Regions from separate parts of the Homo sapiens genome. Here all the other regions are linked to region 2. The links are chromatin loops, found by intact Hi-C in ENCODE. Cell type or tissue: heart left ventricle. All regions are shown on one strand.

The links. Peaks named below come from ENCODE experiments on the same cell type or tissue, not always from the same donor. Only the 100,000 strongest peaks of a DNase experiment are listed, where the experiment ranks them.
Region 1: it touches region 2 in a loop (9-fold over the local background); 37 of 110 quality-filtered maps call a loop at or near these places.
Region 3: a loop joins it to region 2, with 5 times the contacts of the local background. A loop is called at or near these places in 3 of 110 quality-filtered maps.

What each region holds. Positions count from the first base shown.
Region 1 is chr5:167,722,138-167,724,637 of GRCh38, forward strand. The region is part of intron 4 of TENM2 (teneurin transmembrane protein 2); the gene reads left to right. Among named protein-coding and RNA genes, the nearest start is that of TENM2-AS4, 63 kb to the left of the region's middle. In heart left ventricle, CTCF peaks have their summits at 1,329 (motif pointing right) and 1,536; a DNase peak (open chromatin) is centred at 1,324.
Region 2 is chr5:168,020,043-168,022,542 of GRCh38, forward strand. All of the region lies in intron 7 of TENM2 (teneurin transmembrane protein 2), which reads left to right. Among named protein-coding and RNA genes, the nearest start is that of TENM2-AS3, 68 kb to the left of the region's middle. In heart left ventricle, a CTCF peak has its summit at 1,072 (motif pointing left); no DNase peak of the experiment used is centred here; H3K27ac peaks cover 1,892 bases.
Region 3 is chr5:168,214,425-168,216,924 of GRCh38, forward strand. TENM2 (teneurin transmembrane protein 2) reads left to right here. Exons shown (of 31, transcript NM_001395460.1): 23 at 616-848; 24 at 2,344-2,498. Among named protein-coding and RNA genes, the nearest start is that of TENM2-AS1, 17 kb to the right of the region's middle. In heart left ventricle, no CTCF peak of the experiment used is centred here; a DNase peak (open chromatin) is centred at 1,428.

The DNA of each region.
Region 1 (2,500 bases), 300 kb before region 2:
ACTTAGAGAAGCTCAACTGAGTGACTTCTGCCTCCCCTCAGGCACTGACTCCTACAAGCAGACAATTACTGGTGTCAGCAAGCATGTGCCTGTGGCTCGCTGCATGATTAGCCGTTAATATTTGGTTTTGAACTCCATCAGAGATAAGCTGTTCTTGCAGCATATCAAACCAGGCAATCTAATGCAAAGGATGCTATGGTCAGAATAAAGAGTTGCTCATTTTCCAAGAGATAAGTAGGTAGATAGATTGATAGATAGATAAATAGATAGATGGATACATAGATATAGGTAGAGATACAGCTATAGATTTAGATACAGATACAGATATAGATATATAGAAATAGAGATTTTTTAATAGACTAGTTTTTAGAATTCACGGATTCTTGTTGAGGGTGAAAAAGAAAAAGGGATACAGATCATGACGTCAGGAGATCGAGACCATCCTGGCCAACATGGTGAAACCCCATCTCTACTAAAAATACAAAAATTAGCTGGGCGTGGAGGTGCACGCCTGTAGTCCCAGCTACTAGGCAGGCAGCTGAGGCAGGATAATTGCTTGAACCCGGGACAAGGAGACTGCAGTGAGCCGAGATTGCGCCACTGCACTCCAGCCTGGCCATAGAGTGAGACTCTGTCTCAAAAAACAAAACAAAACAAAACAAACAAAAAAAAACAACTTTTGAGCTAAGTTCTCAAATATGTTTCTACTTCAATTTTAGGTCTCTTTCTCCTAAATATCAGAAAATGTCTTTGTCCAATATGAGTAGTCACGGAGAAATGAGGCAGTTTATTGGTAGTGAGAGTGTGATGAGGCAACCAACTACAAAAACCCTCTTTGGAGCTAGAATGATAGTGTTAGATTTCTATATCCCTCAAGGACTTTAACATTATAACCACTATGTCTGTCATTAAATACACCTGAGGTTGTGTATTCAGTGATTATAACCCTATTGGCATGCTTTTAAAAAAATTAAGGCTATTTTTTAGTCTGTGCCTGAAAACCACATTTTTAGGTCCCACTGTTGGCTAAGGAAAGAGTTAGGAGTTCATTCTTTGCCCAAGGTGCTGGGCTTATTTTATTAAAACATCCTTGCATGGTGACTTTCCTTATATTCAAAGTTCATTCCAGACGCCCAGCCTGATTTGGCCCCTGAGTCCTCATCTAGTGCCACTCTCTCCCTTGCTCACTCTTGTGCAGTCATGTTGGGCTTTTTCTGTTTCTGGAATGTACCGAATTCTCCAGTCTCCCCACCCTTGCACTTGAGGCTAGGTCTTTTCCCGGCTCCTCCTTCATTCATAAGTGCATTCTCAGCAAAACCGCCAGAGGGCGCCTGACACGTGAGCTCTGATCTGTCTTCAATGGCCTCCCATTTCACTCGAGATACAAGCCAAGGCTCTTATATCTAGCAGGAAGGCTGTCCACCATTTGAACTCAGTTTCTTCTCTGACCTCCTCTTCTGCCTACTTTCTTTTGGTTGCACCCCTGGACTTCGCTGTGTGCCTCAAATATGCTGGATATGCTCCCACCTCAAGACCTCTGCTGCTGCTGTTCCCTGTCCTAATAGTCTTCCTCTTAGTGTACACAAGGCTCCCTCCCTCTCTTCCTGCATCCTACTGCAGTTTCAGGTTCTAGACCAAGCATGTAGTAGGTGCTCAAGTAAATATCTATTGAATGAATGAACGAAAGCAGGCATTACTGTTCATGGAGCCCTTTCTGACAACCCTTTATTTAGCAAAATGGGATTTGCACTCTGCTAAGGAACGTGAATCTAATGTAAAAGATGGTGTCCCAGAAGGCTGTGAACTTTAGTGTTCAGACACACTGAGGTATAAATATATGAGTTCCACAGCCCTTCTGACTTTCTGTGCAGCTGACAGTACCTGTTTGATGAGAATTAAGTTTCCTGGGTACTCTGTAATTTAACCAGGACAATTGTTGCAGTGAGACCAGAGATTGTTTCTTTTGCTTTTGCCCATTCTTGTCTTATATATCTCATTGCATCTTATATCAGTACAATATTGGTAAATACTAGCACAAATAGCAAACTTTCTATGTAGTACACCCGTTAGGCCTCAGTGTGACTTGCCTTCCTCTCCAACAGCAGCCTTGTAAATGGTTTTGGAAAAGACAATCTGTGGATAAATTACTAGTTTTTTTTTTTTTTCCCATGTACTTACTGTGTGACTTTGGGCAAGTTTCTTAATGTCTCTGAATCTCTTCATGTATAAAACAGGGTTTTAAAAAATTCTACTTCATGAAGTCCTCATGTATTCATTTAATAAATATTTCATTGAGCACTTACTATGGTTGAGGCATTATTTAGGTGCTAGGGAAAGAGGGATGTACAGGACAAATAAGATGCCCAACTTTCATTCTATTGGGTGGAGGGAAGGAGGGAAGACAGTAGAGTAGGAAGGAGATGACGAATTCAGTAAGGTATTTTTCATGAGTGATGAGTGTTATCAAAGAAATAGGCCCAGGGAAATGAAATAGAAAGGG
Region 2 (2,500 bases):
GGATCCACACTGGGCTTCAGAATTGTGCTTAGAGGGGCCAGGGTTTAGATTGTTAGGATTTACAATCAGCATCAAATTGGGAAGAGAATGTCGAGGATGTAGGTCAATATCAGTCAAGTTCATTTAGACCTCCCCCGACCCAAATATATACTTGCCACTTTGCTACAAAAGACAAGGTTAGGGGCTACAAGGTGACACCCGAGACTTCTTTAGTGGATATTTAGAGTTCGCCCATTCTCCAGAGATAAGAAAGAAGGATTCTCCAAAACCCAGACCCTTAGACCTCAAGCGAAGGTCTTGGAATAGACAGTACCCACATTCCTGCTGTCCTTTGCTTCTTGTGGAAGTTAATTTTGTGCTTGTTTAACATTTTTAATTGGCCCAACATGCTCCTGCAAGGCATTTTTCAGTCATTCTGTGTTTGACTTCACCTGGTTATGATTGTTTCCTGTTTTGGGTTTTTGACGTCGTCATTTTATCTTGTTTTCATGAGAGTATCATTCCCTGCTCACTGAGAGCCATTTGATTTTTCAGCAGCTTAGGTGGCAGATCTTGAAGACGGTTGCGTCTTCACCTTGGGGAGTGTCTTTCAGTGATTCGTGGTTGGGTAGGGTGGAACCTCCACCCGCCGGCTTCCCAAACTGATATGTTGGCTTTTCTGAACCTCCAAAGTTGCTAAGATACAGTGTGTCTTTGGACCCCTTCCAGGCTGTTTCCTTCCACACTCACAGCTTTGACGGAATATTTCCTCTGCCTGATATCGTTAGAAAGGTGACATGCCAAACCAAAGTTAGAGCCGTTACAAGACATTTCTTTGAGTGCAGTTTCCTTGGTTCACCCGTTCATCTGCTGTGCTGGAAGAAAAAAGTGAAATCAAAAAAGCTCTATTAAATAGATGTGCCAAGGAACGAGGAAAAAAAAGAAAAGTTTCTTCAACTTTTATATGCTCAGAATTGTCTCACAAGCATATTTTTGTTCCTTTCCTCTATTTAAAAATTGATAACCTAGAAAGTCAGGAGCAGGCTAGGAATCGTTTGTGGCACAAAAGTGGCACCTACTGGTAAGCCTTGGCTTAAATTTGAAGTTTAGATTTGTGCATGACCTTGACCAAAGTTATATCCTCCTGAGAATGCTTCCTAATGATTTTCTATGTCTGGAAGGGCAAACCCTCTTTAGATGTATAAATATTAAAAAGCACTTCTTAGGCATGAGGGCACTGGTTTCAGGGCTACAGAATGACTTTTTCAGCTTGTAATTAAAAACATGTACTGGATAACTAACCAGCAGCAGTATTTGCTTAAAGGAGCAAATGATTTAAAACTGATTGGGTTGCACACCAAAGTGGAGTGACCCATGGTGGCTGTTCTTACCTCTGGTTTCTCGAGGCATCCACCCAGCTCCCCGAGGTTCCTCAAGTCACTGGGTTCTTGAAACCCACAGCCTTCCTTTCCTTGCGTGTTTGGAGTTTTTGCTTTATCCTGGTATCCACGTTTTGTTTTTCATATCTTTACTCTGTATCTGAATATTTATTCCACGTTTTGGTTTTCATGTCTTTACTCTGTATCTGAATCTACAGAACTCACACTCAAGAAAAACCATGGCTCCCCCTGTTACAGTGCACACTCAAGTTTCATAAGAGACCCCAACACTGGCTGCACTCAGCAGGTCAAACAATCATTTTCAAAGGACCATAAGATTTTTTAAGAAACAGACTGTCCTACATATTTGAAATCTTTTTTTTTTTTTTTTCTATTTTAAAGGCAGATTCCACTGAATGCTGCAAAAGTAACAGAAATGATTAGGAACAGAGTTGTGACCTATCCAATTTCAAAAAAGAAAGGGAAGGGGTGAGATCTACCCCCTCCTAAGTGGTAACAGGCCCTTTCTGTTCATCTTCTCATCTAATTGTCTAAACAATCCTACATCACAAGATACTGTCATCAACTGCATTTTGCAGATGGGAACACTGAGACCTAGAGATTGTCTAGTGTGATATAACAATTAAGTGATCATTTTAGGAATCTTTCTCATTTTAAAATCAATATTGTACTCCTGGTGGTATAAATAAAGATGACCTTTGTTTATTCATTTACTCATCCATTCATTCCAAATATTCATTAAGCACCATGCATGAGCAGGCACCGTGCCGGGGGCTGGGGATGCAGCGCAGAGAAGAGCAGCCGGGAGCTCCGCTCCTCTGGAGTTTTCTCTCTGGTATCACTCCGAGAGTCTCCACATCCCAATTTGCTCTCTGCTCTGAGGGTCTTTTTTTAACCCCTAGGGGAGAAGTTGACAGATTGTGAACATCAATAGTTATTGAATTGGTTTTGTCCCAAGGCTTCTTAAAAACAGTTTTCAACGAGTGCCAAGCCCTAACTGTCTCCCAAATCCTACTGAAAGAAATCAGAGCAGGTTATGTTTTCATTGTCTAGCCACCCTTGGCCATGAGGCGCTGCATCCGGCTTTTTCTCTGGGGCCCATTTTTCGCCACAACTCTTCA
Region 3 (2,500 bases), 190 kb after region 2:
GACACAGTACCAGCAAGATACCCACATTTCTTTACACTAAATGCCAACTTTATCCATGTCCACACTGAAGAGCAGTAAAGAAGCAAGCTCTGAGCCTGGAGATTGGGGGCGGTTATGGGGTGCTTCCCATGATAAAATTAGGAAAACTCCAGGTCACCCTGGTATTAATGGCCTAGTACCCTGGAAGCATAGGTTAAAATGAGAACATTGTCACATGGAAGTGTTCCTCTATCCCACTTGAGAATACACTAAGCCCTCAAGGGGAAATTAAGGAGACTGCACACACATGGACTGTAGATGGTCTTGAATAACTATCCTGCTTACAAAAACAGGATCGGAGTGGGAGCTCTCGTACTGGCTAAATGAAGCAACAGTTGTTTAGCATGGTGGGAAATGAATTTTCTAATAGCATAAGAAGCATAAGTCCAATTAGAAGTAGCTAAGAACCATGATGTGTTAGAACACTGAGTTTGATGTTAGATTCTTTCCAGTTCACTAAAGTGGAAAGACACTAGAGAAGGTAAGCGTCTTGCTAGGATTTTTGTCATTCCTTTGATCTAGGAGGCCAGCTCCATAGCCCCCTCCTCATTTCTCTTTGTGCTTCTTCTACTAAAGCAACAACCCAGCACACAAGTACTACTTGGCAGTGGACCCCGTGTCCGGCTCGCTCTACGTGTCCGACACCAACAGCAGGAGAATCTACCGCGTCAAGTCTCTGAGTGGAACCAAAGACCTGGCTGGGAATTCGGAAGTTGTGGCAGGGACGGGAGAGCAGTGTCTACCCTTTGATGAAGCCCGCTGCGGGGATGGAGGGAAGGCCATAGATGCAACCCTGATGAGCCCGAGAGGTAAAGGACATCAAGGAAGAGTCTCCCGCCCCAGATAAAGCTTTGCCACCAGCTTGGCTTTCTTCTCATCAGAACTTAACTAAGTCCAGCAGTCCAAAACACAGCTTTCCCTGTAATCATTTAACTCAGATAGATTGCTTTGGTGTGTGGATGGGTGTTTAAAAAGAAAACCAGTCATGAGGTCAGGAGATGGAGACTATCCTGGCTAACATGGTGAAACCCCATCTCTACTAAAAATTACAAAAAATTAGCCGGGCGTGGCGGTGGGCGCCTGTAGTCCCAGCTACTCAGGAGGCTGAGGCAGGAGAATGGCGTGAACCCGGGAGGCGGAGCTTGCAGTGAGCCGAGATCGCGCCACTGCACTCCAGCCTGGGCAACAGAGCGAGACTCCGTCTCAAAAAAGAAAAAGAAAACCTTATTTATTTATTTGAAGAAAACTTTATCATGCACATAGGCTCCAAGTGGAAAGTGAAGGGGATTGCGCCTGGAGATTTCTGACTGCTGCCAGTCAGGAGAATCAGAGGAAATCCTGGCTCCATGGGCCACAGTGCCAGCTGTGTGGGCTGGAGACAGAACAAAGCCCAGCGAGGGGCCTCTGGCCACGCCCAGACTTCCGTGGTAGACAGCAAATGTGTATGAAGTCGAAAGTGCAGTGCCTCACATGTTGTAAATGCCCAATAAATGGTAGTAATTAAGAATGGGTATAATTTCCAGGGGTCCAGGATGGAGGAGTTCTGGGAACCCATGGGTCTCTATTTGAAAAGGACTAAAAATACTTAACATTAAGGAGCAGTCATCTGAGAGTCCAATTCCTGTTAGCATTTTTAGCTACTGTGAAAGCAGCAGGGCAGCATGGATTAAGGAGGCAAAGCCTTGTACTTGGGCACTGGGGCAAAGACACAAAATAAATAGAAGCCATATCTGTGCCTTTCCAGCCCTGCTGCAACAGGGGAATGCTAGGCCCCAGTGTCCCCCTGGGGCATTGAAGTGCTGATTGGAGTCAAGCTTAACTGGGAATACTTCCTGAAGCATACACCTTGAATTAGGAGTTTGTAACTACAAGAATCATCATTTCTCAGCATTACTGCTGCAATCGGTTGTGAAGTATATTCAAGTAACTTACTACTAATAATGTTTAGGGTAATGAACTTAGGAAATAACTTCTTTTCTAAGGAGAGCAGATGCAAAGTTATTTCCTGCTTCATTCATTTGCGGCCTTGGTTCATTTGCAGTCCAAGGAGCATGCTTTCGTCAGTTGCAGGGAAGAAGGTGGTGATATAGCCAGCACCCTAGGAACTATACAAATCCCAGCACAGTGCCCATGGGAAAGGATCTTGCGTTAGAAGGCTGAGAACCACTGCTCTGAGGGTACTAATCAATTCCAGTAAGGTCTCTGGTCTAAGCAGAGTGCTCAGCAAGGCATCTCATCTCCCACCTCCACCCCGCAATCCTACACCTTTCCAAGAGATAAATCCACACCGCTTGTCTTGCTCAGGTATTGCAGTAGACAAGAATGGGCTCATGTACTTTGTCGATGCCACCATGATCCGGAAGGTTGACCAGAATGGAATCATCTCCACCCTGCTGGGCTCCAATGACCTCACTGCCGTCCGGCCGCTGAGCTGTGATTCCAGCATGGATGTAGCCCAGGT